Regions from separate parts of the Mus musculus genome. Here regions 2, 3 and 4 are each linked to region 1. The links are chromatin loops, found by intact Hi-C in ENCODE. Cell type or tissue: left cerebral cortex. All regions are shown on one strand.

What was found. Peaks named below come from ENCODE experiments on the same cell type or tissue, not always from the same donor. Only the 100,000 strongest peaks of a DNase experiment are listed, where the experiment ranks them.
Region 2: a loop joins it to region 1, with 3 times the contacts of the local background. A loop is called at or near these places in 3 of 42 quality-filtered maps.
Region 3: it touches region 1 in a loop (2.1-fold over the local background); 3 of 42 quality-filtered maps call a loop at or near these places.
Region 4: it touches region 1 in a loop (2.2-fold over the local background); 2 of 42 quality-filtered maps call a loop at or near these places.

What each region holds. Positions count from the first base shown.
Region 1 is chr14:13,034,436-13,042,435 of GRCm38, forward strand. No RefSeq gene overlaps it. Among named protein-coding and RNA genes, the nearest start is that of Cadps, 220 kb to the left of the region's middle. In left cerebral cortex, no CTCF peak of the experiment used is centred here; DNase peaks (open chromatin) are centred at 3,165 and 5,851; H3K27ac peaks cover 1,450 bases.
Region 2 is chr14:12,820,200-12,828,199 of GRCm38, forward strand. It overlaps Cadps (Ca2+-dependent secretion activator), which reads right to left and starts at 2,880. Exons shown (of 31, transcript NM_001042617.1): 1 at 2,105-2,880. The coding sequence starts at 2,539. In left cerebral cortex, CTCF peaks have their summits at 1,340 (motif pointing right), 1,605 and 4,746; DNase peaks (open chromatin) are centred at 1,352, 1,820, 2,867 and 3,564; H3K4me3 peaks cover 3,314 bases; H3K27ac peaks cover 3,092 bases.
Region 3 is chr14:12,835,684-12,843,683 of GRCm38, forward strand. No RefSeq gene overlaps it. Among named protein-coding and RNA genes, the nearest start is that of Cadps, 17 kb to the left of the region's middle. In left cerebral cortex, no CTCF peak of the experiment used is centred here; a DNase peak (open chromatin) is centred at 3,467.
Region 4 is chr14:13,195,018-13,203,017 of GRCm38, forward strand. All of the region lies in intron 2 of Gm5087 (predicted gene 5087), which reads right to left. Among named protein-coding and RNA genes, the nearest start is that of Gm5087, 86 kb to the right of the region's middle. In left cerebral cortex, CTCF peaks have their summits at 3,679 (motif pointing left) and 7,377; DNase peaks (open chromatin) are centred at 1,210, 3,664 and 7,385.

The sequences.
Region 1 (8,000 bases):
CCTGCATCCTGATCTCCAGAGCATCACTGCATCTAGTAGCTTTTCTTCAGTTTAATTCTTAAGCCTTGCCTTTAATTTTAACAATCAACAAATTACTTTGCACCTACATTTTCTGTTGCTTTCAACCCAGCACCCTAATCAAGTAGTTAGTTTGGTTTCCTTTTAAATGTATTTAGGTTTTTTTTATTCCAAATATGCACAATGTGTATATATATAATCTGTTAATTCTTCCCACCACCACTGTCCAGTGCCCCCACCCTATTTCCCTCCAAACTTCAAAGTTCTTTTATGAAATTGTTACTAATAACTTTCTGAAGCCAGATAGGGATGGCCTTATACTCATGGTGGTGGACACACCCAGTAGGACACAAACTATCTACCAGAGGCCATGAATTTAATCTCAAAAGTTGGTAGTTCCAGGGATGGAGCAATTTGTCTCTGCTTTCACTAAACAGTACACAGACAAGGGGGCTGGAAAGAGGGTTCAGTGGTCAAGATCATTGGTTACTTTTGTGGAGGTCTTGAGTTCAGTTACCACTGCTCATACTTTTGCTTACAACCATCCTCAACCCAGTGCTAGAAGATCTGAAGCCCTCTTCTGAATTCTGTGGGCACCAAGCATGTATGTGATATGTGATACTTATACATGCATGCAGATAAGACACTCATGCACATAAAATAAAATAAATAAATCTAAATTTAAAAATGCACAAAAAGTTGTTTTCAGGAGTTATTGCAGAGTGTGTTTTCTTCCACAGTGTGGTGAATTCCCAAGTGCAATTTCTTTCTGGTAGTCCCAAGGAAGCATTGGAGAAGAGCGTGGAAACATCCATCTATAGGAATCTCGCCCTCCAACTCCCTCCTTCCCTCTCTCGCTCCCTCCCTCCCTTCCTGCCCCCCTCTTCTCCTCCCTCCCTCCCTCTCTCCCTCCAACTAACTCCCTCTCTCCGTCTCTCATTCATGTTATCCACCAGATTCATTTGAATTTTATTTCTATCTATTTATAGAATTTTCTTTCTATTCTTTTAAATTAAAACTTTATTATTAAAACTCTTGGAAATAAACGCATTCATTCAACATTTTTTTTTGTCTTTCTCTGTTTTTGTAGGGAGCAAAGTATTGGACTTCCTGTTTACTTTCTCGGCTCTTCTGAAAGCCTATTAATCAGGATGGAGGGTGATCAATAGAATCCAAAGTAGGATGCTCTACACCCCCATCAGATCACCATAAATAGACACACATTGCAATTATCATCAGAAGGATTTGTTACATCTGAGAGTGGATGAAGAAGGGAGAGACTGAGCATCAGAATTAAATCCCCCTAGGTCATTCCTCACTCTTTTGTGGTGTAAACCTCCAGGTCTGCCTTGGTTTTGCTGGGCTTTTTCCATTCCTGTATGGTTCCTAAGAATAAAAGTTCTCTTCTTGCGTTGATGCGCTCTGCATAATAAATACATTCTTTGCACGCTCTATGACTGTTTTAGCACAATAACATTTTAATATCAGTCTGTTCCTTCCCCACTGCCTTTTTCTTCAGAATGATTTGGGTTGAGTGAATGTATCAGAGTGATGGTGAAGATAATATAATATATAATATACATTATACAATAATGTATATTATACATTACAATAATGTATAATGTATAATAATAACACATAACACATAACATATAGCATGTAACATATAACATGTAACATGTAATATATAATATACAATATACAATATACAATATAATATACAATGTATAATATAACATACAATATGTAATATACAATATGTGATATGTAATATGTAATAAATATGTAATATGTAATATAATAAAGTCTCTATCTCCTGATTGATTGGCAGGAGCACTTGGTCAAGTTTTCAGGTCATAGATATGGAGGAGTCCTTAGTTTAATCCTTTAGACACTTCTTTGGAGCCTCTTTGTTGGTAATATATTTGAAGACAAGTGTTAGAACTCTTTTTAAAAACAATGTTAAACATGGAGGCAGTATGTGACCAGTCCAAACAAACATACAAGAGGACTCACTTTAGGCTTTCTAAGCAGAAGACCTTTGGACAAAGGTTAGCATGCTATAATTTATATGGAAAGAGGTCAGAAATCACTAGTAGAAGAGTGAGATGTAAGACAGAATAGGTAAGAAAGCCAATGGGATGTACCTTCAAATACTCTAGACAGGCAAAGGAGTTCAGTATCTTTGGGGAGCTCTAAGAGATAGTGCTGGCAAATGCATCATATGATGGGAAAAGCCTTGTGATGTGTAAAGAGCTTGAGATTGGTACTTGTCAAAGGTCATCTGACACTGAATTAGGGCTTCACTGAGGGCATTCAGTCTCCAGTCTTCCATCTGGACCTGCAAAAGTCTATATGAAACATATTCAGAGAGGTAAAGGTTTTCAGAGTAGCAGCCTTTATTGTGATGTGATTCTCATGAAGGGGATCAATCAAAGTACCAGGCAAACCTGCTATAATGTGTCATGTGACCATGGAAGAAAGAAGGGTGGCTTACGAAAGGGTAGATTAATACCAACTGGACAGTGGTTTGCAGGGCAGTTCATGCTTGCCCCAGAACTTTGCTCTGACCAAAGAGTTTCAGTGACTTTGAAAATGTATATATTACAGAACAAATGCCTCAGGTTTAATCATTGACACAATTCTGATCCTTGAACTATCAGCAAAATAAAAATAGTAATTCTGGGTATTCACATCAACAGAGTCAGGGCACTGGAGCCCAGAAGACAGAAAATAGTTTTAGTATATGAGCTCCTTGAATTGGAAAATACTCAAGTGTTTCTTTTCTTTCTGGTAACCTTTTATTTCCTATAATGTAGAAATGGCTTATTTTTATTAGATTAATACATCTTCTAAAATATGTAAGATATAGTTGTCTTATTTCACCCATGACTGCAAATATATATATATATATATCCTTCACATGGTAAGTGTTCAGCAGATATCAGTCAAATAGGGAAATGCTCATTATAGAAGCTAGAATGCAAGGATTCCTGGTGATTGAGTGACTCACACTTTAGTATGAGTAAATTTGTCAACTCTTTTCCTCTAAGGAAGGAGGAACAGATGCAATCATAGAACACTGAGAGCCAGGGAGAAGGAATGGATAAAAATGGAACAAAGATCTGTTCTCGCCAGCTACAAGAGTTTACATCTGCAAAATGAGGACATACTCAGCACCTGATGTTTCTGCCTGTCTGCGCTCTGATAAATTTCCACTGGATGCTTCACCTTGAGATTCTTGTAAGAAATCAACTATCACTGCACAATCCAAGTTGGTGGTAAAGACTCCACTTAGACATCACCAGATTTCAGCTCCCTGCTCCTCCATGGTTGGTGGGAATGCAATGATAAAGACCTCAGTTGAAAGCAAATATGCATAAGTCCAGACAAAAGAGGAAAGAACAGAACAGATGCCTATGTCCTGTAGGGAAAGGAAACTGCTTAGTGGTTGGACATAGGAGGGGAGCTGGTGCTGGCTGACTATCATCTCATGGGGACTATCTACTTAATAATGAACATAGAAGAACAGAGAACCCTAAAATAGGAAAGAGGCACATGCTACTGTTCCTATTCATGCTCTGGGATCCATCTGTGGCTGTAGTTCCTATAACTGACATGACTTACCTCCTCATCAGGCAACTTTAGAGGTTTTTTTTTAAAAATAGTTTTTACTTCAAACAAAGAGACTTGGAAGATAAAAATGAATTTAAAACTCAATCATATCCAAAGAAGACTGAACCTATGGTTATCTGAGAGAACTGGATCCAAGTCCTTGCTCCACTACTGGTTGAGTGGATGAAACATGTCCTGTGTCTTGCAGTGTCTGTCTTGTCTAAGTATTGTTCCAGAGAATATAGAGTGACTTTTACCTAAATGGGCTTTGAGGCCTGAATAAATACTGAGAAAAGAACTTTGTAAGAAGGTATTTAATTAAAAAAATAAAAATTTTCTCACTTTAGGATTGTCTTGGTTTTCACCTGGCAAGTACTGTTGAAAAGCCCCAAAGTCTCCCTTCTAAATTCAGCCTTAGAGGTGAACTGCATATGGGCATGCTCAAGACCTCCTTGGGTAGGTTTTACTTTCTTATTGTCATGGTATTTGAGAGAATCAAGAAGCTTTTGACCTCTAGTAAGGTGGTCAATACTCTTTACATTGAGGTACATGCCATAGAATACAGAAATTGTAAAGTTGAAAGTTGAAACACCTGTATTTTTTAAAGACTGACACTATAGCATGTCTCATTCTATACATTTGTCAGTACTGTGGCCATGCTTATTAAATTTAGAAGTAGGGGCTGGAAAGATGGCTCAGCAGTTAAAGCACTGATTGCTCTTCCAGAGGTCCTGAGTTCAATTCCCAGCAACCACCTGGTGGCCCACAACCATCCGTAATGGATTGTGATGCCCTCTTCTGGAGTGTCTGGAGACAGGTAAAGTGTACTCATATATAGTAAATAAATAATATATATTTTTTTAAAAATTAGAAGTAGTCTAATTCTTTCCCTTGAGCTTGGGGATTTCTCAATTTCCCACTTGTGTCATAGAGTATCAAGAAAAACTTGTCACATGACTTCAAAGGCTGAGAGCAGTAGTTCTCCAGATGTCCCCATGCAGGACAACATATTTCAGATGTCATCTCACAAGGCTATTAAAAGTCATGGCACAGGGAGATCCCCATGGAAAATCAAGTGAATGTGATGCTGCCTCACAATTCCTGTCTTAAAATATCATAGTCATCCCTGAGCTGCAGGCAGAGTTGGACCTTTTGTGCTATTTTGGGATACTTGACACCAAGAATCTATTATTGGTTTATATCCCTAAATGCTGAGTGGTTATTAACTGTCAGTAGACAACAAAGATTATCCAATGAAAACAAGGCATTGAGAAACATTCTCAAGGCCTAAAACCATTATGTTTGTAGGGACAAAAATCTGTCACACCAGGTATCACACAGTTATAAAATAAGCAAATAAACAAGAAAATTAATCTTATTAGATAAAAGTTCATAACGTTACATTACCTGAGAACTCCGCGGGATGATCTTCAACTCAAATTGTCACCACCTGAGAGCAAACGTCTATGGAGCTGGTGTTCTGTTTGGGAAGATCTCAAAGTTTGCAGCCAGGACTTAAGTGCCCACTTAATGTACGAAAAACCAGTCAGCACAGGATAGAGCCAAATAGAGTCTTAAGGTGATCAGAACTGGGCTCAAAACCAATTGAATGACCTCAAAAAGGGGGTGGGGGGGGCAAGGGGTGAGTGGGGAGAATTTTCACTGTTTTGTTTTTCTATCTCTAAAATGGGGATTCTAACACGTACTTTGTAATTTTTGAGAAACAAAAACAAAACTTAATGCTTTGCCTAAACCTTTTATACCTTTTAAGTATTTGATTAAAATAATTGTGTTTGCTATCTCCAGTGCAGTTTTGCTCTGACCCCTGTCCTGTTCTTTACACGACTTGTCTCCTTGAGTTATCACAGCCTTATGAGTTGGGTACTATGATCATCCCACGTATTAAGAAGAACAGAAAGTATTAGCGTATGTGCCATGCTCAAGGTCACATAGAAATTAAGTGGTAATCGCAACTTCCCACTCACAGTACTTAACCATTGTGTGTACCATGAGTCTCTATTGCCTCTGTTCCATGTTAATTATGAGGCAGAACACTGCTTTAGGATTGGCTGCACCATAGTACAGAGCCTGTGGCTCTGCAGAAGCATGGGGTCTTTTAGGATCACCACGATGAGGGACAAAGCAAGTCATTGACCAGATCTGTGCAACTGAATGCATAAAGAATGGGAAATAGAATTGAACATGGAATAAGAACAGATGCACTTTGGCTCCTGGTGGATGAGTCAGCATCTTCAAAGCAAATTTAATATGGAAAATGTTGCCAGCTCGGGTTCATTGGGAATCTGGTACTGAGGCCAAAACCACTTAAATGACTCAGGAAAATCTGGGCTTATCCTTTTGACTTGGATGCAGCTTGTAAGGATGGATAATTCTTTCTCTTTGATCTGTGGCCCAAGCTGGCTCAAATGGCCTTTGAAAGAACCTCAACTTTCATCCTATTTCCTGTCCTACATTGAAAGCTTTTGCCAACTGGTGACCTAATTAATATACCAGACCTCCCACAGCTCAAGGTGTTGTCCACAAACCCATATCAGCATTTTGCCCAGGGATTTCTTAGCCAAAAGAAATCTTAAGTAGTATCTCCAACCTTGATATATTTTAACAAGAGGTGGTGGTTTAAATGACAATAGCTCCCATAGGCCCATAGCAAGTGCCACTCTTAGGAGGTGCAGTCTTATTGGAGTAGGTGTGGCCTTGTTAGTGGAAGTGTGTCACGATGGGGAAAGGTCTTAAAGGCTCAAGCTCTGCCCTGTGTGGAGTATATGCAGTCTTCTGGCTGCCTTCTGATTCAGATGTACAACTCTCAGTTACCTCTTCAGCACTATGTTTTCCTGCTTGCTGCCATGCTTCCTGCCATGATGCAAATGGACTAAACTTCTGAACTGTAAGCCAGCCCCAATTAAATGTTTTCCTTTATAAAAGTTGCTGCAGTCATGGTGTCTCTTTCAGCAATAGAAACCCTAACTAAGACACTCATATACACACTAACACTTGAAACACACTGTTCTAGACCAATATTTATTGAAACCCCATGTGTTGTACACTCCTCTAGGTCTTAAGAACATAAGAATAACTTTCTAGACATAGAGGAGGATGCACCAAAATTAAGTCTAATCAGAATTCCAGGATTTAATAAGTGTTCTAGAAAAAAAATATAACAAGAAGCTGTGACTTGAGAATCATGAACATCTGGGAGTGGAAGAGGAAGAATTAATTATTCCAAGGAAGCATCATTTGACTTGAGACCTGAAAGAAAGGAAATGTCAGACAGGTACAGAAGGGCAGAGAAGGCTTTGGACATGGAGCTTAGGCAAGTGCAAACTCCAGGAGACAAGACCAAGCCTAGAATGTTCTGACAATAGAAGAAAGGTCCACACAGGAAGTAACCACATTAATGACAGAAAAGCAGGCCACTCAAGGACTGAAAAGACACATGCTAGGTGTTTGCCTAGGTCCCAAAGATACTAAGAATGCTGAGGCTGAGTCCAGCCTGGGATGCATAACAAGTCCTTGTCAGAGCAGAGGCAGAACCCAGTGGGGCTCTTTGCTCTGTGCAGGTGGGGCCTGTTTTATTTAAATATTAAAGAATCTTCTTGGACAGTTTTTTATGTGTCTCTGGGTTTCTGGCAATTTTCCTCTCCTAAAGACACCTGGTAGTGAGTGCTTAGGCAGGTTCTCTTTGATTTTGGCTCTATCTAGATGACATGGAGATTGGTCCAGAGTAATAATTAAAAGACAATAGATGCAGAGGAGACATCCCCTAGCCTCTGTTTTGCTTTATAGTTGCATTATGATTAAAAGAGCTTTGTACAATTCCTTATGAGTGACTGATTCAGAACAATTCCTTGAAGGGGATGTGGTAATTTGGCCCTGATGCTTGTCTACAGAGGAACAAAGCTGTCTTATTTTTAGCTTAATGCCATGATTACTTTTGCATGTCTTGGCTGCATGTATTTGTTCATCCATTCAACAAATATTTATTGAGTGCCTATTATGGACTCTGTATTTGGTAGAGCAGATGAAAGTCCGATCTTATAAAGGTCTTATTAAATGTTGCCAGAAAGTTCAAAGACCACAGCTGTAAGAAATGAATTGCCAGGAATCTATTACATTCAAAGGGATGAAAGAAATCTATATTCTATCAAAGGATTAGAGGTTTTATATTACAGTTAAGTAAGGAGGGGGAAAAGAGGTACAACATAATTTTTTTCAAACCTTGAATGGTGTTGATGACTTCAACAAAGCCAGGAGTATTGTGGGGCAATGGGCTACATGCAGACACCCTGGTTTCCAGTCGAGGCTAGATCTTGAACCCCAGGATCTGGTAGTGATAATTCACTTACATG
Region 2 (8,000 bases), 210 kb before region 1:
GGAAACTTTATTTTCATATATATATATATATATATATATATATATATATATATATATATATATATATATTCTTCTCACTGTAGCCACTAGGCCTGGGGTTGTTTTGCTGGGATGTATATTTAGCAATAGTTTTTACAGTGTCTAAAAATAGATTGACAGAAAGCCAGTTATCAGTCTGTGCTGGAGTCTCTCTGGTGTTGAAAGGTCACATGTAAAAACAGGCTTTCTCTTCAAATAAGAGTTCTGGATGGGGTGAGGTACTATATGCAGTCAGATCGGAGGGACATGGTCTCACAGTGGTCTTTCAACTTAACAGAACTGGATTCTTACAGTATTTTCTTGTTTCTTTCTCCCACCACTGGACCTACTCATCTATTTAAAGGACAAAGCTACAAAGCCTTTGACTGACTAATGGAAAGCCTTGCTTCATTCTGATTAAAGTCAGTTTTCATAGCAAAAGTCTAGGACATCTTTGACTAATTTAATCCTTGATGAGATTTTGAAGGTAAAATTTACCATAGTATAAAGACAAGTAATACAATTCCAAGCTGAAATTTAGATCAGCTGACTATGTAGAGCCACAATTAACCTAAAATTTTTTATCAAAATTTGACAATCTCTAATATTTCTGCCCTACCACAGTTGGAAAGCAAAAGTAAAGGGGTATTGCAGGGATGGGGGTGGAGGGTGGTGAGTATGGCCCACCTTTTATCTCTCACTCAGGAAATGAGTCTTTTTGACTTAATAAAACTGGCATCCATGCAGTAGTAGGTAAAATAAACTGACAGGGTTGGGTGGTGTGTATACACATATAAGCAAAACAAACAGAGCAATCTGTTCTACCTCGATATAAGGATGCAAGGTAAATATGGAAAGATCCAACATCTTACTTGAGCAACATAAAATTTAGATTTAAATGGCAGCAACGATTCTTAAACTACTATTTTAAGAAATAGTCTCACAACCTTGATGGGCTACAGCTAGAACCTCCCATGACTCCCGGGTTCAACTGACCTCATGCAAGCTTAAATGCTTCATTTGTTCCCAGAGACTAAACCGAGTGCACTCACTCCCACTGAGCTCCTGACCCCTTTCTGGCTGATCCTCCTCACTGGCCCTCAGCCCCTGGTGACCTCACCTCCCTTTTGTCCTTTCTCGGGTTGGAGATAGTAATGCCCCACCCCCCACCCCCCCATCAAAAGTAGCTCAAAGCCAGCATGGCCTTGCCTCTGCCTCAGACACAAAAAGCTTTTTATGACTATAACTGAGAAGCTGTTTGCAGCTGCACTTTTATCAATCCAGTAACAAGAGGACTTGGAGAGCCTCAGCGAAGCCAGAAGGTGGCGGCGAAGTCACCTTGGGAGGAGAAGATGGTCAAAGGAGGGTATGAGAGAAGTGCTAACCCCAGGCACAGGGACCCACTAGGCGCGCCCCTGCTCTGGGATCCATGAAGAAGGGGAAAAGGATTGGAGGGACTACTGGCAAGAGGAAAACGCTGCTGCAGGACGACCCCTAGGTTACCCTAGGTGGCGATCAGCTGACCAGGTTGGGAGGGGGCGCCCTTGGCTAAGTCACTGGAAAACTCGCTTCCTGGGCTGGCTTTTTTTTTTTTCTCCCCTGCGTGCCCCTGCGGCTGCCCGCTGCCCCAAGAGTCCAGCGATGCTAGAGCTCCACACCCGCGCCCTGACCTGCCAGGAGCCTGCGCCCGCCTAGTGCACGCCCCGGAGGGCGGGCCAGAGCGCAACGCAGCCGCCGCCACTCGGGAGCGCAGGGAGCTCCGAAAGAGACAAGGCCTCTGTGAGAGCTGCCAGCTGCAAGTCACTTCCCGCGCCACTTAGGTCACAGAGCGAGCGGGACTTTCCCGCCTGGCTCCCCCCACAGGGAGGCCCGTGCGCGCAGCCCTGTGCCGTAGGCCCCTGTCACATCCCAGGGACATCTCCCGAGTCAAGCTGGGCGGTGGCAAGACGGGGCCCCTAATCCCAGGGCGCGGTCTTCACCTTCCCCAGCTCCTCCTAGCCAGCTGCGCCGCGGGTTCCTATTGTTCGCCCCGCCCGCTTGCCGGGCGACAATAAGGCGCCGCTCCCCGGCCTCGCGGCGCACCTACCTTCTGCTGCCGCCGAGCCATGTCGGTGGGCTGCTTGGCGTTGAAGGGGTAGGCGATGCAGCGCATCACGAACACGTACAGCTGCAGCCTCTTCTTCCTCTCTTCCTCCTCCTTCTGCAGCCTCTCCAACTCTTCCTTCTCCTTCTCGCTCACCACCGACGGGCTAGGGCTGGAAGGCCGGCCGCCGCCGGCGCGGCTGCTGGGCTGCAGCCCCCCGGCCCCGCCGCCGCTGCTCGCGCCGCTACCCCCACCGCCGCCGGCGCCCACCCCGGCCCCGGCGCCACTGCCCCCCATCCCGGCGCTGCCTGCCGAGCCCTCGCTGGTGCGGCTGGGAGACAGGCGCGCTCCAGACGCGGCCGAGCCCAGCACATCCTTGCCCCTCTCCTCTTCCAGGATCTCATCTGACTCCTCTTCGCTGGACGAAGGGTCCAGCATGGTAGCGCCTGGGAGAGGGGGGTCCCCGGAGCCCCCGCCTTGGGGTGCAAAAGGTGGGGGGCGCTGGAGGCAGCCAAGGGTCGGCTGTCCGGGTAGGCGCTTCTTCCTAGGTCAGGGAGAGCGAGCGCTGCTGCTCAGCTTCGGCCGCCGCGACTGCTTCCTCCGCCCGGCGAGCGCGAGCTGAGCGCAGACCCAGGAGCGCGAGGGGAGGAGGAGAAGGGAGAGGTGCGTGTGTGCACCCGAGGTGGGCAAGGGCGAGAATCAATTGCGAGCCCGGAGCCCGCAGCCGGATGCCATCTGCAGCCGCTGAAGAAGGCGCCTCCAGAAAAGATGCCGAGTGTTGCAAGCTGTCGATGCAGCCAAGAGCAGGAGAGGCATCTTGCCGATTGGGGAGCGAGCGGCGCTTACGTGTTTATTGGCTTAACTCTCCAGTGTCCGCGGCGGAGAGGGCGACTGCAAAGGCCTAGAGGGGGGAAGTGCGGTGCGCCCCAAAAGAGCTTCACTACTTTTGACCCTCATGCCCCCCAGTCTTCCTTGCCCCCTGTCCTATTTAGACCACTTCTCTTTACCTCGTCCTCTTTTCCCCTCCCGGGGACAAAAAGTTTTTTTTTTTCCCTCCAGGGGTGGGGAGGGAAAATAAAGAAGCCAATGGTAGCTTCTGACCAGCAAAAACCAGGCTTTCTGCAGGCGTCCAAAGGTCACAGAAAGAGGAATTCAGTGAGATGTTACCTTCAGACTTCTCAACTGGGGTGTGGTGGCTGGGAGGGAGCAGTGGGAAGGGGAGGCAGTGTGTGTTTTTTTTTTTTTTTCCATCTGTGTAAACCTCTATTCCAACAATCAATACCACTGTAAAATACAAATGCATCAAATCAGAGTGAATTAATGTATGGATCATGAAGTTCGGCTATTTAAGTAGAAATCAAACGTCCCCAACTCCAAGTCAGTGAAGCTTTTTTCAGTCTCTAGAAGTCCGTGTATTTTCTGCTGAACCTTGCCAGGTTTCTGGCTGTTCAGCCCTTCCTTCCTCCATGAAGATCTGAGGGAAGGAACAGGAACCACACACACCAAATCAGACACCCCCCAAACTCGGCAGCAGCAATTTCGAATTTACTGTCTCTGTTACACTGTCTTTACTTTGAGTTGTGGAATTGTCATTATTAATATAAATGATGTCATTATTAATACAGATGATGCCTTTATTCTGGAATCCTTCCTTTCTTAAGCCAACAGGGACCAGAAGGCACGGGGGAGCTGGCCAGCGTGCTGAACCTAACCAGAGAATTTAGATGCATCAGAAAACCAGTTAAAGACCTAGTCTTCAGCTTGTATGCTCGCATATTTTCTAATTCCCTTATCAGCTGCTTTTTATAAATGAGTAGCATGACTTTAAATTTTAAATAACAACTGTTGTTCTGTGTTTTACAATCTACCACGAGTTTTACTATAAGCTTTCTGGTAAACCTGATTAAATATGTGAATGAACTCAAAGCAAAATGTATCTGTACTTCACTCCAAAAATTTCTCTTCATTTTTTGAATTAAGTAATATATTCACTGCTAGTATTTGGTTTTTATCATACATAAAAGATAAAGCTTTTATGGCCTTTATTTTTTAATGGCCCACTTTTTAAAATTCATTTAACATTTTAAAATTGAACAGTGTGAAAACTTTGACAGTCTACCAGTTCTATTAAACTCTTCTGAGGAAATAAAACATGTTTACCAGTTTGTCTGGAGCAGAAAACTATGGTAATCCAGTCAGTGGATCAACAGCTGTTAGTAAGCTTTTTGTTGTTGTTGTTGTTGTTTTGGTTTTTTTTTTGTTTTTTGGTTTTTGGTTTTTGGTTGTTTTTTTTTTTTTTTGTTAATGAACTGCTCTAAGTGCTTCTGGACATGGAACATTCAGAAGATTCTCACAAGAGTATATTCTCCTTTGGGAGACACAAAGAAGTGCGGCACGTTTATTTCGAACATAATGTCAACAAATCTAGGTTTGTAAATGGAAAAAGGTTCTCATGAATAAAGCAAATTGGGATATAGTGAACTATATTATCAAATAAGAGAATGAAACTTTCAAGAGGGAACATGGGGAATGGATATTGTAGGTTGAAGTGGTGACTCAGAGAGATGTAATGACAGGACACAGGAAGAAAAGTACAGAGCTTTGTAGAGCTCCCCTATGGGTGAGTGAAGAGGACAAAGAAAGCTGGATTATAATGCATTTGACCATACAGAGAGACTGCGCTTAGCATATAAAGAGGTTGTTTAGGGAGAAGGAACTAATTTGAGGAAAGTGTGCTAAGACCAGACAGAGATCATTAATTGATCAAATATGTTCCCTGTAACAGTTTGTACATTTAATTATTACACAGTGAAGACAGTGATGTGAATTCTGTCTGTATATCTATTTACACTTCATGAAATGATGTAATAAGATTTTGCTTGGTTTTATACTTTTGCAGATTTTGGGGGATTGTTATTTATTCCAAATAGTCCTTAATGTAGAAATGCAATATCCACCTTTTATTAAAGATAGAAATCTACAGTTTAGATAGTGTCTTAGTTAGGGTTTTACTGCTGTGAAGAGATATCATGACCAAGACAACTTATACAAAGGAAAACCCTGAAATGGGACTGACTTACAAGTTCTGTGATTCAGATCATTATCATCATGGCAGGAAGCATGGCAGTGTCCAGCTAGGCAGGCATGGTGAGAGAGGAGCTGAGAGTTCTGTATTTTGTTCTTAAGGCAAACAGAAGAAACTAGCTCATGGGCAGCTAGGAGGAGGGTCTCAAAGCCCACCCCACAGTGACACACTTCTTCCAACAAGGCCACAACTACTCCAACAAGGCCATACCTCTTAATAGTGCCACACCCTGGGCCAAGCATATTCAAACTACCACCTGGCTCCCATAGGATTGTTCAAACATATAGTGGGACATAGCTAGCTATAGCATAATGCAAAAATATATTTGGATCAAATTCAAAAGTCCCACAATCTATAGCAGTCTCAATAATGTTAAAAATACAATGTTCAAAGTCTTTTCTAAGAGTCTTCCAATCATTTAACTGTAATCCTCTAAAAATCAAAATCAGAAATCAGATAGCATGCTTCCATTATCATAGGCTATACACTATCATTCAAAACTTCCTAGTAAGTAAATTCTGGACCAAACAAGACGGAAAAGCAGCTGGGCAAACTCCAAATTTTGCATCTCCATATCTGATATCTCATATCTGATATCTTCATATCTTCAACTCCTTTCATCTTTGTTGACTGCAACAAACGTTTTATTTTTGGACTGTTTCCACTCCCTGTTAGCAGCTTTCCTCAACAGGTATCCCACAGCTCTGATATCTCTAGCATCTTAGGGTATCCAAAGTAACTTCAACATTACACCTTCTTTGTTCCAGTGTCTGGGATCCACACATCATCCTCTGGACTCTTCCTAAGGGCTTGTATCTCTTCTCCAGCTCTGACCTCTGTAGCACTCTAGGCTCCAGTTGACTCTACTCCACTGCTGCTGCTGTTCTTGATGATCATCCCAGGGTACTATCATCTCTAATTCCCTGGAGTCTTATGCTGTAACTAGGCTTCACCAATAGCCTCTCACAGGCTCTCTTCATGGTCCAAGCCTCAACTTCTTTGCATGACTCTCAGTCCTGAGCTATCAACTGCAACGGAGGCTGTACCTTTACCAGTGGCCTTCTAAGGCCTGTCACAGTGCCAAGCCTCAGCTGTTCTTCATGACCCCTTCATGCCTTCAAAACCAGTACTACCTGGGTGGTTCTTACACATTATCAAGTCCAGCAGCAGTGCAAGGTACACCTTTGCTATCTCTGGAACACAGCTAGTTTATGCTCTCAGAAAACACTTCCCAGAAGATTTCACCTCAGTGATGCTGGTTTCTTCTTGATCACTGCTAATTTCTTAGGTCCAGCTAACCAGCATCAATTGTCCCAGTAACCACTTCTAGTCTTAACTTTAAATCCAGAGTCACATGACCAAAGCTACCAAGTTCTGCTGCTTGCTGGGGCTAGACCATGGTCCCCCTTGTTCTTTTACACCATTGCCAGCTTTCTGGTTTTGATGGTTTCCTTCATTGACTAAGCTTGGCTGTCCTGGAATTTTCTCTGTAGACCAGGCTGACCTTGAATATAGAAATCTGCATGGTTCTGTCTTCTGAATACTGGCATTAAGTGTGTGTACCACCCTGCCTGTGTGGGAAGCCGCCCTCACATTCGCCGTTGCAAGATGGCGCTGACATCCTGTGTTCTAAGTGGTAAACAAATAATCTGTGCATGTGCCAAGGGTAGTTCTCCACTCCATGTGCTCTGCCTTCCCCGTGACGACAACTCGGCCGATGGGCTGCAGCCAATCAGGGAGTAATACGTCCTAGGCGGAGGATAATTCTCCTTAAAAGGGACGGGGTTTTGCCATTCTTTCTCTTGCTTTCTTGTTCCTTTTCTTGCTTTCTTGTTCTTGTTCTCTCTCTTGCTTTCTTTTTCTTGTTCTTTTTCTTGCTTTCTTGCTCTCTCTTGCTCTTGCTCTCTTGCTCTCTGGCTCCTGAAGATGTAAGCAATAAAGCTTTTGCCGCAGAAGATTCTGGTTTGTTGCGTCTTTCCTGGCCAGTCGCGCGAACGCGTGTAAGAGTTGGTGCCGAAACCCGGGACGAGAAAACCCGGGACGAGAAATCCTGGGATGAGAAAACCCTGGACGGTTACCATCACCGGCGCAAGGAAGATCCCTCATTCCGGAACCAGAACTGCGGGTCACGGTCATAAAGGTTCCCGTAAAACAGACTGTTGAGAAGGATCCAGCCTGGATTCAGAACTCTTCAGCTGGGGAACAGTGGTAATGAAGTGTTCCCGCAACACAGACTGTTGAGAAGGATTCAACTGCGTGAATTCAGAACTCTTCAGCTGGGGAACAGGGTACCCGTAAGTATAGCTTTACAAGGTAAGTCTGGTCTTGAACTTTCTAACGAAATTCAAGACAGTCTATCAGAAGTAAAGTGGGAAATAGCTTTACAAGGTACGTCTGGCCTTGAACTTTCTAACGAAATTCAAGACAGTCTATCAGAAGTAAAGTGGGAAATAGCTTTACAAGGTATGTTTGGCCTTGAACTTTCTCTAGTGTTAGGAGCCTTTTTGTTCCTTTTCACATGTTATCAAGTGGTTAAGGCAGGGCTGAAAATTCTGGATGAAATTCAGGGCAATCTATCAGAAGTAAAGCGGGGAGAGAGAGTAGGAGCAAAGAGGAAATATGGTACACAAAATAAGTATACAGGCCTTTCCACGGGTCTTGAACCCGAGGAAAAGTTTAGGTCAGGTAAGAATACCTGGGGAGAGATTAGAAGGAAGGAAAAGATAAAAGATCAATCAGCGGAGGTCTCTAGGAGAAGGAGCCTATACTCATCACTAGGTGAGCTCAAGGAGCCAGTTCTTAATAGTTCTGAAT
Region 3 (8,000 bases), 200 kb before region 1:
TACTTTCCTTTTATATTTTTGGAAGGTATCTGAATAAGGAAGAGACTAAACTGGTATATTGATAAGCAGATAGGCTGAACAGAACTTAAAGCAGGACCTGTACTGGCTGGTTTTGTGTGTCAACTTGACACAAGCTGGAGTTATCACAGAGAAAGGAGTTTCAGTTGGGGAAGTGCTTCCATGAGATCCAGTTGTGGGGCATTCTCTCAATTAGTGATCAAGGGGGGAGGGCCCCTTGTGGGTGGGACCATCCCTGGACTGGTAGTCTTGGGTTCTATAAGAGAGCAGGCTGAGCAAGCCAGGGGAAGCAAGCCAGTAAAGAACATCCCTTCCATGGCCTCTGCATCAGCTCACAGTGAGACCTGTAAAAAGTTAGACTAATGTCATAAGGCTGCAACCCCTTTGCAAAGCTATTTATACTGTCTAACAACAAAAAGGAGCTATGAGTCACTAAGTCATTTGTATGGCCAAGATTTTAAGCAGTATAATTTCCATATAATGACCAGAATGGTTTGGTTACTGGAATGGGAGAAAAACAATCATGTGTGTCATGGTACTCTCAGGCAGTTGAGTAACCAATTAAAATAGAGTAATCATTTTTCCCAACCATATATATGTATGCCCTCTGGTGATGTCACAGGTTGCATGGGAATGATTTCATCACAAAAGGACTTTATCCCTGGGTTCTGATATGTATTCAGTGTTGTTTAGGACAAATGATTCTCTGTGTCTTGCAGACATTTTATAAGATAGGAGATAAAAAACGATGAATGTTCAAACTCTGCCCAAGTTGACAAAATGTGTGTGAATTTAAAATTGCCTTCCCGGGGCTAGAAAGATGGCTCTGAGGTTAAGAGCACTTAATGCTCTACCAGAGGAAAGTTTAGTTCCCAGAACTTCAGGGATCTCACAAATACCTGTAACTCCAGCTCCAAGAGATCCAATGCCTTCTTCTGGGCTACCTGGGCACCTACACACATGTATATACATACACACATACACACATACACACATACATACATGCACAAATTGATGATGATAAAAATTAATTTTCCATATGAAAAACTAGTTATAAAATTAAAGAAAACTGGATTTTATAAATAATTTAGGTTTTCCTTTAAATTTTCTCAGGTAGTCTGTTATCTTAGTAATAAAGGCAATGTTCTGACATCTTTATAGTTTTTTACATTCTATAATTACCAATATAGTTCCAATGTTAAATACTTAGTTGGTTTTCATAGCTATTTGTCGTTGCTTTGTTTGTATGTTTACGTAACTACTTTTAAACTTAATCTGTATGGGTGCTTTGACTTCATATGTCTGTGTACTGTCAATGAGCAGCCTCAACTTGGTGAGGATTCTGAGGAAGGGGTATCTGGGAATGGCAGAAGAAATGACTTAAAGTCAAATTGTGGGCACAAGTTCACAGCCTGTGTTTGGCTTGAGACAGCTTTCTCTGGAGATTTCCAGACAGCTCATCCAGATAGCACAGTTCTCTCAGACTAAAGCCCAGTCTTTTATTTACATATCAATTCAGTCATTTATTCTGGGTTCCTCTTTGATTATCCCACAAATCTGCATTCCATGATCCAGTCCTCAAGTTTCTTAGAAAAAGACAGCAAGCACTTTTTTTTTTCTTTCCATTTTTTATATTTCAGATACCTGCCTGCCTTTTTAAGCACAGACAATGAGTTTAACTTGGTAGAATTCAGTCCTGAGATTAGTATTCCCAAATTCTCTGGGCCTAGACCTAAACTCTTGGTCCTAGGATGACCTTGAACTCAGGATCTGCCTGCCTTTGTAACCATCTTCTACCCAAGATGGTAGTTTGTTGTGATTTTATTTTTTAAAGATGATAACATGTATTTTTCATACAAGGGATGGCAGTCATTTTGTGACCAGATTGGCTCACTGAGCTCTGAAGATAATCTCCCATGTGAGGAACAGAGTAGAAATGAAAATGTACTTCAAGATTTCATAACTGGGGTTCAGAAATAATGAAGGGAACAGTAGAAGCTGGCTAAGTCTGATACAATTACCAGATACATAATAAACCACAGGCTTGCAGGGAGGAGAAAACTGGAGATTTGTCTGTGGTTAGTGGGAATTTCATGGAAGGTAGAAAATGGTAAGTCCTTCAGATTAGATAGCATTCCTCAAGACACTACTGGTATGGTTTGAGAGAAAGAGAGAGAGAGAGCTTCATGAGAGACAAATTGCAAAAGCATATGAAGTTATCATATCAGGAAGAACTTATTTGTCAATTGACCACAAAAGATGGTATCACCATGCTTAGAGTGAGGATTACATCCCAGGAAGAAGAGAAAGAAGAGGCCATTCAAACATTGTTTTTTGAGTCCTCAGCTAAATTGTTTTTAGAAAGAACTCCCACCAGCTTGTATTTGCATAACAAATAGATCCTCCACCTTCCTATAGTCTTATTTGCAGACCCAAAGTAGAATATTTGTTAAGTCTAGATGCAATTAAACCTTTTGTGAACTGTGTGTTTGATCATGAATAGGGGTGTGTCAGAAAGTCTGTGAGCTGAAACATAAAGCGACTATACAACAAAGCATTCCTATCTTATATTTAGCAATGACATTCAAGTGACAAAAAAAGAGACGATCTTGCAAAAAGATTGAGTTTCCCATTTAGTGTGCTCATTGCTAATCTTGGTTTCTTTGTTTATTGTTCTCATTAATTTGGCTAACTAACACATGCTGATGCTGGAAGATCTGTTTCTAACATGATGATAAAGGTAGTCTTGCTCTAACTTAAGCTGTCTGGATTCTGAAAGTACTTTCATATGAAAGGAAAATAGAGTGAGTGCTCAAATAGTAGTGTGTGCCTCATTAGCATAACAAAAGCCAAGCTGCACATTACTACAGGAATATGCTATAAAGTCTAAGCTTTTTCTTCTACTTCAGAAAATTGAAAGGATGTCTCCACTCACTTTTGCTCTTCTGAACTAGGAATTCTTTTAAAGGTCTCTGTATTTTAGGAATATCTCAAAGGGTGTTTCTTCAATAGTTCTCCAAGCTGGAGAGGTAATGGAGGTTTGGGTCAAACAAGGTAATTTTTAACCAAAAGAATGGCTTAAACAATTAGATAATTTATTCATAATCTGTAAGAAAAATCATTAAGGGGGTGCACTTGAGTGATTTGAGAATATGAGAACAAATTTCCTATTGCAGCAATTTTGTGAATTAAAAAAATTCAAGACCATTCTCTTGTCTACCTGACCCTGTTTTGCTTTGTGAAAGCAAAATATAGCAACTGGAGAGGAAGAGGGAAGAAAAACAATAATCTATGTTTTCATGTTCAGGGATTATTTGATTCCCTGGTAGGCTTGTCTTGCTTACTTATAAGCATACCAAAATATTCATAATTTAAAAATTGGCAGGAAATGAAGCAGCAATCCTTCTGTCCCTGTTGGAACAGATCACTGAGTTGGGATTTTTCTCCTCCCCTAGAGATTCCTTTCAGCATGTGCCAATCTCAAAGTCTGGGAATGCAAATAGACAAGGTTTGTGTGAAAAACAGCAAGGCAAGCCAAGAGTCTCCTGAAAGTGCACCCTAAGACCTCAAAAGCATTTCAGTTCTAGTAATTGACATGTAGAGATATTTTTTTATCTCTTAAAAGATACATCCCTTGTCACTTGAGTTGGGTTTTGTAAAGAGAGAGCTCTGATACTTTTACCATTTTTTTTTGCCAGTGGGATTGTTGAATAACCCTGAACAGGAGAATTTGGTTAGTGGTTCATTGATTTAGCAGACACACCCCGAGTGCCCACTATGTATCAGTTTCTGTGATGAACCCTGCAAAACCAAAGTGGAATGGGCAAGTTGTCAACTTCTGAGCATCTTGCAGCCTAGTAGGAAACACAGGTAATAAGAGGATATAGGTAACAGCCTGTGGAATATTCGAGGACAGATCTGTGCCTTGGGTACCATGGGGTCCCCTGGGAGGAGTTCCAAATGTGGGACTATGAAGCAGAATGAGAAAGCAGAGAAGCATGCTGACAGTGAGCTATGATCCAATGTGTCTCCAAGAGGAAAGTGCCAGGAAAGGGAATCTGGGTGGTATGGGATGGGGTAGGGCAGGGGAGTCTGTTTTTGCTTAAGTAGCCCTCTATGAGAGATATTGCCAAAAACATTTGAAATTAAAATCTTTTCTAGAGAATGAAAACAGAGGAGGACTTGGAGAATTGAGCAGAATGGCCCACAGAAGAGCGTTCTCAGTTTCTGGAAGTAGATAGATCTAGCCTCAAACCATGAGTTTCCTAGACCAGTTAGATTTACTCTAGCCTGCTTCCTCGTTGCAAATTTTAATTTAAATTTGGTTAACTTTATCAAGTCTAGGATTAAATAACTGTCAACATGCCCTGCATGTGGGAGTAGTAGGGATGATAACAGTACAGAGGGTTAAAGGTAGAGTCAGTAAAGGTGATACCTGTCATGTTTACTGAAGCTCCCTGCTAGCCCTAGGCAGATAGGTACTAACTGGCAGAGATGGCTAACTTTGTAAGTCAATCTGCACTAGTCAGAGGGTGCACAGACATTAAAAGTTCCTTGTGCGTGTCTGTGAGGGACTTGTTGGATGAGACTTACATTTGAGTTTCTCTACTGCAGGTGGGCCTCATCCAATCTAGTGAAGGCCTAAGAACACTGCAGAAGCTGAGCCAGGAGGAGCTTTTCCTGCCTAACTGTGTACTCTCGGGCTGTGGCTTTCTCCTGCCCCCATTTGAGCACCTTTGCAGCTAATGAGGCTGCAACATGTTGGTGAACACTCTATAGTCTCCACCTGAGGTCTGAGGGGGACATAAACAAAGTATCCACATGGTTCTGCTCCTTTGAGAATACAAACATGGTTCTTTAGACATTTCCTCTCTTTTTTTTTCCAGCAAGTGCCCATAATCTTCATTTGAGTCCAGACTCTTGGATATGTCAGTATTCTCTGAGCAAATGAATGCATAAATTCAGCTATTATCTTATTATAGATAAAAATTTTATCTAGCTTATAGTTTGATTTCTGGTAGTTACTATCATTGAAACATTTAAATTTAAATCCCTTTGCCACACAAACCTGTGTCCAGGTCCTGGCCATATATGTTCTTGGTCCACATGGTGAGTTCATTTAAGTGAGTTACTTTATTTCAGAATTGCTTTTTCTTGTTGCTATCCTTATTTCATAAGATTATTCCAAGGATTAAGTAACAAGGCTTATAGAAAGTAATGGTTAAAGTGTATCATCATAACCATTGACTCTTTTCCTACACTCTTTAAGAATATAGCCACTGCTGTTAAGGGCTCCCTGCTAGTTTTGTTTTTTAGTGTGCCCCTTTTCTCTTTGTGGTACCTAGGCATTGATATGCTAGGCAAGTGACTAACCACTGAGCTATGGTTCGACTCCTATTGTTTCAACAATTTCAATGGAATTGTCATTTTAAAGGGGCTTAGTAGTCAAACTTTTAATTGTCACTGTTATGACACAACCCATGCTATAAATAACTTGAGGGAAGAAGGCCTTATTTTGGCTCATTGTTTCAGCATGGCCCTTTTACCGTGGCTTTCTGGAGGTTGGACCTCTCATGTGGTAGAATACCATGACAAGAAAAGCGTGCAGCATGGAAACACAGAGATCCAAACAGGAGAGATATTAGGGTACTGTTGGAGCTCATTAAAGAAAAGCTGTTTACTTCTGTTTAAAAGAATAAAATCTACCTCTGGCCTTGGGTAGAGATGTGACATTTTGATTTCTTCCCTAAAGAGTTAATTCAACTGACTCTGCCAATAACCTAGCCAAGAGGAGGGTTGATGCTTGAGGCCTTGCTAAGGAGATGGGAGGAATAATTATCCTCTACTGAGACAGTGTACTTCTTAGAAGCGCCTTCCTAGGTAGTCACTTGCAGAGCTCCTCATAAAAACTTTTCTGGGATACTTAGAAAAGTCTAACTTTTCCTTCTTCTTCCTTATATCTCTGCTCAAAGCCTAGGTATGTGTGTGCTTTCCCTAGTACTCTGAGCTTTCTTACTCTTTCCTGTGTCACTGGCTGCCTTTTGTCATGTGGCTACTTACAAATGGTATGACTGGCCCCTTCCTTTTTTCCATCTCCGTCTTCCTGACTGCTTTCAAGATTTACAGCCTGTCTGTGCTTATGTTTTTCTCTCAAACGCCAATGAATTGTCCCCAAATTTGTTTTACAAGTTTGTTTAAAAATTCTTTTATTAAAGAGACTATGAACACATAAGAAAAACCCTAGTTTCTAATTAGACCTCATCTCTAAAGTTTTCAGGATCTCTTAAAATAGAGCCACCAAGGCTGGAACACATGAGTCTACAAGAGACATTTCATATTTAAATCATACCAGTAGGGTCTTGAGGGACACTATCTAATCTGAAGGACTTACCATTTTCTACCTTCCATGAAATTCCCACTAACCATGGACAAATCTCTAGTTTTCTCCTCCCTGCAAGCCTGTGGTTTATTATATATCTGGTAATTGTATCAGACTTAGTATCATTGCCAGCTTCTCCTGTTCCCTTCATTATTTCTGAATTCCAGTTATGAAATCTTGAAGTACATTTTTCATTTCTACTTTGTTCCTCACATGGGAGATTATCTTCAGAGCTCAGTGAGCCAATCTGGTCACAAAATGACTGCCATCCCTTGTATGAAAAATACATGTTATCATCTTTAAGAAAATAAAAGTCACAACAAACTACCATCTTGGGTAGAAGAAAAGACAACAGAAACTCCAAAGTCTGTAAGACAACATTAACCATGGATTTCACCAGAGCAGCTAAGCTGAGCTTATGAGGACCTGAAAGCCTTTGGAATTTTTAAGGAAGGAGTCTCCCCAGCAATCACAAGGAAACAACTTTAATGGAATAAGGAGAATGATGCTCATGCCCAAGGGCAACTGCTGTGTTACTTTCTTTTTCATTTTCCTTCTCCTTGACATTTGAACAGCTCTCCCTCACTGGGGCATTCTGGAGATCAGGAAAAGGCAGTTATTGGAGATGGCTATACTTTGTTACCTCCCTGCAAGCAACTTAAACATTATCCACTGTCACCACCTGCCTGGGCTTTGCAAAGTTTAGTGAGCATAAAGAATTTCTGAGAAAAATCTTTGAAGGTCTCTGGGTCAGAACTCTGATAGTTGTATGTAATAAGTCTGCAGAAGACTGTGAGAATGTGTTTAATTGGGTGCCTTGTGCCTTAATGCACAAACCCAAAGCCTTTACTTGAAGAAGCATCCCTTAGGGAAATGTTGGTTGTCTGATACATAAATGGAGAAAATGCCTAGTCCTGGAAGTGTTGGATTGTATCTGGACAAAATTGTTCTCCACACAGGTAGAAAAGTAAAGAATTCTTTATAAAAATAACTAAGATGACAAATTAAGTTTTAATGGAAATAAAACTTAATAAAACATCATTATCAGGAAATAAAAAGAGAAGACACCCAGACCCTCTAAAATGACTGTCCACACAGGCCAGCCAACGTTTAATCCTGAAGGCTGTGTTTCTGCTACAGATTGGCTTCCTTCACTCTCCTTGCTCAACTAGGGATAATTGGAGAAGCTCCTCCTCCCCCTGGGAGCAAGCATCTCTGCCCTCCTTCAAGCTGTCATTCGCAGCCTCTTACTCTTGAGTTCCAGGATGCAGTTTGATGGAAATAGAATGTGAACGTCCAGTGCATCTTTCTTGACAAAAGGATGATCTGGGAGCCTCAGAGGACTTCACCATTTTCCCCAGTCAGGAAAGGTGGGGCTGCCCATGAACGATATCTAGTAAACCCAGCGTTGACCCGGACTCGGGAAAGAAGCCACTGTGCACAGTGTCTAGGCCAATACCACCCAGTACATCAAAGATCCCCTCTTTCTGTTTTAATCCTTAGAGAAATGAGTCAGAACCCAGAAAAAAAATTCTTGTTCAATGGAAGTATATTTTCAGAGGAAAGTGCTATTTTTAAAAATTACTTGTATTAGTCTATTGAT
Region 4 (8,000 bases), 160 kb after region 1:
TACAGAGACAAAGTTTGGAGCTGCGACAAAAGGATGGACAATCTAGAGACTGCCTTATCTAGGGATCCACTCCATAATCAGCTTCCAAACGCCGACACCACTGCATACACTAGCAAGATTTTGCTGAAAGGACCCAGGTATAGCTGTCTCCTGTGAGACTAGGCAGGGGCCTAGCAAACACAGAAGTGGATGCTCACAGTCAGCTATTGGATGGATCACAGGGCCCCCAGTGGAGGGGCTAGAGAAAGTATCCAAGGAGCTAAAGAGATCTGCAACCCTGTAGGTGCAACAACATTATGAACTAACCAATACCCCAGAGCTCTTGACTCTAGCTACATATGTATCAAAAGATGGCCTAGTCCACCATCACTGGAAAGAGAGGCCATAGGACACACAAACTTTATATGCCCCAGTACAGGGGAACGCCAGGGCCAAAAATATGAGAATGGGTGGGTAGGGAAGTGGGGGGGAGGGTATGGGGGACTTTTGGGATAGCATTGGAAATGTCATTGAGGAAAATACGTAATAAATTTAAAAAAATTCCTCAAGAGAAGGAACAAATTAACATAATAAATGTCTCTATGGCCGAATGCAATGAAGAGAATGAGGCCCAGTACATGCTGGTGAGGTGAACTGTTTCTCCCAGGGCCAATGAGCTGGGTCGAACTCTTTGAGGGGTATTAGCTGAACAATCCATAACACTTGGACTTAAGTTCCTACTTCAAAAAAAAAAAAAAGTTAGGTGAGCCCCTGGATTTAGTTTTAGTTTTTCCAGTGCTAAATTTGTATGTATAAAACATGTATTTAAATTGTTCAAATTTGTAAAGACCTTTCATGTCCACCTTCACAAAGTGGAATAGAATGAGCTACTTTGCGTACCACTTCATGGCCTGAGAACCTCTCTTACAAGTCTCACAGATGAGACTAAGTAAATGAGCAATTCTAGGCTCTATTATTTTTGATTGTGAATGAGGAAAAGCCAGTCTGTGAGAACGAGATAACTGCCAAAGCTCTTTACCCACAATAGACAGAGGAACCCTGGTTGGTGTCTTAGTGCTAGGCTTCTCAAGAGATGGAAAACCTCTTAAACAGTGCTGGTGTAGAACCATTCATTGCTGTATAATGAGCCACCTTGGAACATGGCAGCTTAAAACAAGAAACATATTCTTGTCTATTTTTGTGAGCCATGGCCTGTGACTCAGTGTCTACTCAAGAGGCAGTTCTCCTTAAGCCAACTGGGCTGTCATCACCTCAAGCCATCACTGAGGAGGCTCTACTTTCATTGTCACCTACGAGCTGTAGGCAAGATCCTGTTCTCAAAGGCTTTTGGTCACAGTATTTGTTGCATGACTCATTGCTGCTAGAAAATAAATACATAGCAAGAAGCAACTGAAGAAAATAAGTTTTCTCAGGGTTGAGGGGAATGGTCAAGGACTGTAGACAGAGGAGATACAGTCCATCTCAGTGGGCATGTTATGGAAGCAGGCATGGTAACTGGTCACATTGCATGTGCAGTAGGGAAGCAGAGAGAGATGAATTGAATGCTGGTACTCAGTTCCCATTCTTCTTTGTGTTCTAAATTCTCATGGAAAGGTTCTACACATATTTAGGGTGAGGCTCCTACCCTAATCAAGACAACCTAAATAATTCCTCAGAGGTTGTTTTCATGGTGATTCTAAATCTCATCAAGCTGGCAATCAAGATTAATCATCATTGTCACAGGAGATCAATTCCTTGCCATGTCGAGCTCTCAGTACATGGTAATTTTAACATATCTAAATTTTCGATATTTCCTGTTAATCTGAACACCTCTTCCCATCAACTAGTGGTTGACTCTACTGTCCAGATACCTGCTCGTCCTTAAATTCATGTCTCTGATCCCTCTGCCTTTCTTTTCCTCCTCGTGTTTATAGTCATACCATCACACGAGTTGGATTGATGGGTTTAAAATTCTCTTTTGACTGTATGGCTGGAAATGTCACTCAGTAGGTAGAATACTTGCCTAGCACACAGGAAACCCTGGATCACATACACCGTACTGCCTAAAACTGAGCATGATGTTTTACACCGGAAATTTTAGTTGTAAGAGGATAAAAAGTGCATGTCATTTTTAGTTACACAGCAAGTTTTAGATACATGAACTACATGAGAGAGAATACAGACATTCAGATATGTAAAGGCTTCCTTTGGCTTTACTCCAGTGTGTGTAGGGTGGAGCACTTATGTGCAATATTATTTTCTACATATATGGTATAAAATAAACTATTAAGAGTTCATTTAAAAGAAGCTTATTTATTTACCATAGTAATTTCTTTAAAAAGTTAAAGACTCAATTTCTCCTTGTCCTAAACAGTGTTTAGAAAACAGTGACCAGGTGTGTCTCTATGTCTTTATGACAGGCCATTCCCATCTGGTGAACATAAACACACACACACACACACACACACACACACACACACACACACACTGGCCTAAGGCTCTGAAGAGAGGCAGAGTGGGGGTGAACTGTGCCCCCTCTAGGCACCATCCTCTAGGCACTGGGCTATTGACAGGACTGAAATGAGATTGCTTTCTGGCCACCTTTGGGGACACCCCTGAGTCAATATTCCATATTCATTAACTGAGGAACAGCTGGTGAAAGCAAAGCCGTTCACAGAAGGCCACTCTTTGCTTGCTAAGTCAATACTCCTGCTTCGATGGCTCTGCTAAGAGTCACCCTTGGCTTCCTCCTAAATGTCCTCCTGAGTCGTCTAGTTCTACTGTGTGGCCTGGGATTTGGGTTTGATCTCCAGGTGTATGAAGGAACATATAGAAAAGCCTGGTCACTCAGACCAATGAAGGTCCTTCTGAAATCCCAGAGGGATTTGTTTTACAGTCTTTTCTTGTCTTGTCTTATCTTATCTTTTCCTTTCCCTTTTTTCTTCTTCCTTCTTCTCTTTCTCTCCCTCTCTCCCTTTCTCTCTTTCTTTCTCTGTCCCTTCCTTCCTCTCTTCCTTCTTCCTTCCCTACCTTCCCCTTGTAGCTCTCTTGTCTTGTGCTTTTCTCTCCCATTCCTCCCACCCCACATTCCCCTTTCAACCATTTTTTACTGTTCTTTCTCCTTGTCTTCATCTCTTCAAACTCTTTCTTTTTATTGTTTCATCTGATGACGATTTTCTGGATGATCTACCAGTTTACTTCAGAGTTCTCATAGATGAGAAAACAGTTTGCTTCAATCTGAAGAAATAATTAAAATGCCAGGCTAGGGGCTAGCTTTGCTGATGACCTTGGAGAAACCTGTACACCTGTTTCTCAGGCTTGTGCACATTTGTAAACAGTCTTCAAAAAAGCCATGTTTGGCATGGATAAATTACTCCTTGAAGTAATTTTACCATCTCCCTCTAACCTCCAAGTTATTAAATGCAGACAGTTCCTATGTATGTTACCCTAACAATCTGATTAAGTGTATGCCACAGATGTGGAAATCATTTTCCTTTGTCTTTCTCTTGCTCTCAGAGGTTGACTTAGGTAGTTCTAAATTTTATCCCTGAGTCATGGACTTCCCTGGAATAAATTTAGTTCTAAAATGAACCACATTTTCCTTTCCTGTACTACAGAGAAAGCATTCATGACAGGACCTTTAAAAGGTTTGCTAGTGTGTCTGCTAACTACTGTTTACACATTCTTAGGGTGCCCCCTTCTGTTTCCTGATAGTAGTGGTGTAGCTCATTTTAGGTTGCAAGTTTGAATGCAGTTGTTCTTTCTCAACTGTGTAAAGGAGTAGTACTCACATCTTCTTTAGCTGGCCAGGGATCCCATGGAAGCCAACGGTGTCTAGATGACCTGATGCAGCCCACTGGTCAAGAAGCTTAACAAGGGTAAGCTTCATTCCATAATAACTTTCTAACAAATTAGTCTTATCTATGAATCTCTAAGATGGAAGATGATTATTGTGATCCCCTAGCTACAGATGAGAAATAAGTTAATTTTGTCAGTGATATGCATGTCTTCTTAAATGAGAATATGGAGCCTGCCTGGCCCCACCCTGTCCCTTCCAGGTATGGTAGGCTTTTTGTTTTGTTTTGTTTTGTTTTGTTTTGTTTTGTTTTGTTTTGTTTTCTCTCCTTCAAGGCTCTTTGACGGTAAGCAGCTGAAACCAAGTATACTTAACCTGAGCAAGAGGAGTGAAACCATTATGAGATTCAGGGACTCTTTTGGAACTCAGATACCATGATGCTTTATAGAAAAGATAAGAGCCGAGCCTCCAGAACCAACATCCTCATCTTCTTGTCTGCCAATAGGATGTCCCTGCTTAGTGAGCAAGTTCTAAGTCAGCTTGTTTGAAACCTTGGGAACCCCCTGGGACCATAATTCTATCATTCTTTCTCCTGTTTGTTTGTTTGTTTGTTTGTTTGTTTTTTCAGGTGACCCATATAGATGGCCTTACTCTGAGAGAGGTGACTGGATTGCAGGAGGTGTGGTGTGAATCTGTAGAGACACAAAATCAATTGGGCAGGCTGTTGGTGGAAAGTTTTTAGGCAGATGACCCAGCAGCTGACACTTGAGTTACCTGCACAGTGGTGGCAGCCAAGGTCCTTGAATTAAGCCTTGGGTAGAGAAGCTTGAACAGCAGACATCCCAGTCCTTCTTTCTAGGAAGCTCTGCCAAGATGATGCTCTGACCATCAGGGTCTAACAGGGTCAGGCACTTGAACTCATGCTCTAAGAACTGGAACTCAGAGGGGAACATCAAGCAGGCCTTCTCTATGTTGGCAAGGTCTTTGAAGCATGACTGAAAATTTAGGATCCCTGTGATTTCATCCTTTTTTTTTTCAGATGGTATTACAGTACCATTATTACAAATTTATCTACATTGTAAACACTACATTGTAATATAGTGAATACATTTTCACTATTATGAAAACAACACAGTCCCCCCCTATCTTGACATTCTCTGGAATACTAAAGTAGGGACTGAAAAACTTGACTATTACCCTATCACAGCAGACAACAAACAGTAACTGTAAGGACTGGTATCAGCTCAGAAACTCAAGCCCAAGTTCTCAGCCCGAAGAAGATTTATTTGCCCCAGAGGTGCAAAGAGAAGGGAATAAGAGTCAAAGACAGGATTTGGAGGACGAGGGAGAAGAGGAAGGGATATTTGTCCCAGAGGACAAAGGGCATATAGAGGGGAGACATATATGCCCACTATGCAAATGGCAGTTTATAAAGGTAAAAGGGAGAACTCCATCTTAGGATGAGGTGTTTACTTTTAATTGGACATGTTAATTAGGTGAGACAAAGGGGACTTTTGATTGCTGGATTTTAATATTTTGGTAGTTGGAACTTGGTAGTCACCTTCAGGAGGAAGAAGTAGCCAAATAAGGGAATAGAGCTTGGGGGGCTAGCCTGAGGAATGTAATCTAAAGTTTTTAGCAAGGTAGAGGGAGTAAGGGAAAAGTGGAAGGTCTGCTAAGGCCATGCTCAACTCTTAAGTTGTCCAGGGTCCCTTCGCTAAAACCTGAGGGTATTTCAGCCACAATATTTCCACGAAAATACATAATTGAAGGTTAAGAATCCATAGTGGGTTTGTAATACAGAACCTGGGGTGTAAGAAAGATCATATTTCTTATTTTTCTAGCACAGTTCAAGTACACAACATATATTCTCATACATCTTAAGGCTGTTTATGGGGATCTGGGGACAACTTTCTTTACCACCTGAGCATCATGCAGATTGGAGCCATTGGTTCTCTTTGTATTTTGAGATGGTTCTCCTCACTTTCTCTGCCCAGTGCAGGGTCCAGGTTCTCCAGGATACTGTAAATGCCCATGCAACATCTAATTGCTTAAATCTCTAGTTCATGTTAATTACAGCAACCATTTTTGATAGTCCCCTCTGCCAAGTTTTGTACTGGTATGATCCTTATGATCAATTTGTGTGTGTGTGTGTGTTCCAATAGCCTTCAAACATGACTATATTTTTGGACCTTGTAGCTTTTCCTCTTTCTAGAAATTCTTATGGGGTTTCTATATAGATTCACAGTGTGCAGCTTTTAGACTCACATTGTCTTCCATACCTGATGCTTTGGAAACTTCTCTCTGTGGTTATGCATATTACTCAATTGTCTTTTTTCTGTTACTGTGTAGTGTTCCACTGTAAGCATATACCACATTCTATTTATCACTATCTAAAAAGTTTTTGGGATATTTCTATTTCTACAAAACCCATATATATGTATTATATATATGAAGTTATATATATATGTATGTATATGTAAATATGTACAGTATATATAAAACTGCATCCATATAAGACTGCTAAAAATTATGTAAAATGACTAGGATATTTTCAGTTATTTATACCTTTGACTCTATTTCATATCTTGCTTAGCTCATTTGCTGAACTCTTGGGCCATCTCAGGCTACAATGTTCAGTACATCCGACATGGTAAATTATAGCTTCTTGTCCTTGCTCTGAGGGGGCAAAGAAATACAGAAATTTGAGCATTTACATCTCAAATGTTATCCCCTTTCCTAGAAATATGTTTAACTGTTCACTAGGAATATATGGGTACATCTCCAGCTTGGCTTCAGATAATTTCTGAACAGCTCTCGGATTCTACTCTGGGCCAGGCAGTTGGCAGGCCACTCACAAGAATGTCTCCTTCCATGATATTACCCCCTATCAGACCTGCTCTAGAAGGGAGCCTAGCTCTCTGAAATAGCATGTTGTCCACAAGTCACATCGTGTGTGTGAAGAACATACACTGCAGGTGTCCTGGCAGTTGGAAGCAGCACGTCACATCTGCTTCCTGATTGTTGAGTGCAGAAGGATCTCTCTAGGATGAGCAGAGGCCCCTTTTGTTTGTTTGCATTCTGTACACAGTGCTACGTTGTTATTATACACTTTTGGTGCACTGCAAGGCTGAAGCCCTGTGGTTAAGAGTGATTCAGACTTGACCTTAAGTGTCTAGTAAAAAAAGCTTTAAGGAAGAACAGTGAGTGTCCTTATCATTGACTAATATTAATATTATTATTTAGGCCTGCTGCATGGCTGTGCTTGCTCTGGACAATGTTTGCAGCACACACCAACAACCCCAACTACCCCTCCATGCTATATTTCATGACTCTCTTTAATGAGAAAGTTTAAGCTCACGAAAGTTTAATAACACACTTACAAGGTAAAGCATGGTAGAGCTGGGGAAAGACTACAGTTGTTTATGATCACACTCCTGCTGTCACACTTCATATTCTGCTGCCAGCCATTTCTCTACTGTCCCCATAACTCTCATTTGTGGGAGGGGAGTGAGTGGAATTGACACCGGTCTGGGCTTTGCGAGTAACAACCTCTTACTGTATGCACTGTGCACTGTGCATTTCATTCATCTGTTATCATTTGGTGCCTCCCGGTGCTAGGGTTTATAAAGCTTGAGTCAACACCTGATATTACAGATTCTGTGGCATGGGCCTTCTTGACTAAATTTCTACACAGAGCTGGGATTTGGTTTCTGAAAGCACCTGGCTTGAGTACTAATGCTCACAGAAGGCAGTGAAGGGAGCTGAGTGCCCAGGCTGAGACCCTGAATGCCAGAGATGATGGTGGCACTGTAAACTCCAGGCATGTTCCCTAGTGCAAGTTGTCACTGCTGATGTACAGACAAGGAGAAGTGAAGGAACTCATCCAAGTTCAGGCTGAAAAGGAGCAGGAGAGCTGGAATACACATCCGGCTTCTTCTCTTTCTTTCTTTCTTTCTTTCTTTCTTTCTTTCTTTCTTTCTTTCTTTCTTTCTTTCTTTCTTTCTTTTTTTTCTTATTCTTTTTTATTTTTATTTTTTTATTAACATCTCAAATGTTATCACCTTTCCTAGTTTCCCCTCTGAAATCCCTTATCCCTTCCCCCTTGCCCCTGTTCCCCAACCCACCCACTTCCATTCCTGGTCCTGGCATTCCCCTATTCTGTTCCATTGATCTACTTGTCTGTCACTGTACCAGTACCATGCAGTTTTTGTAACAATTGCTC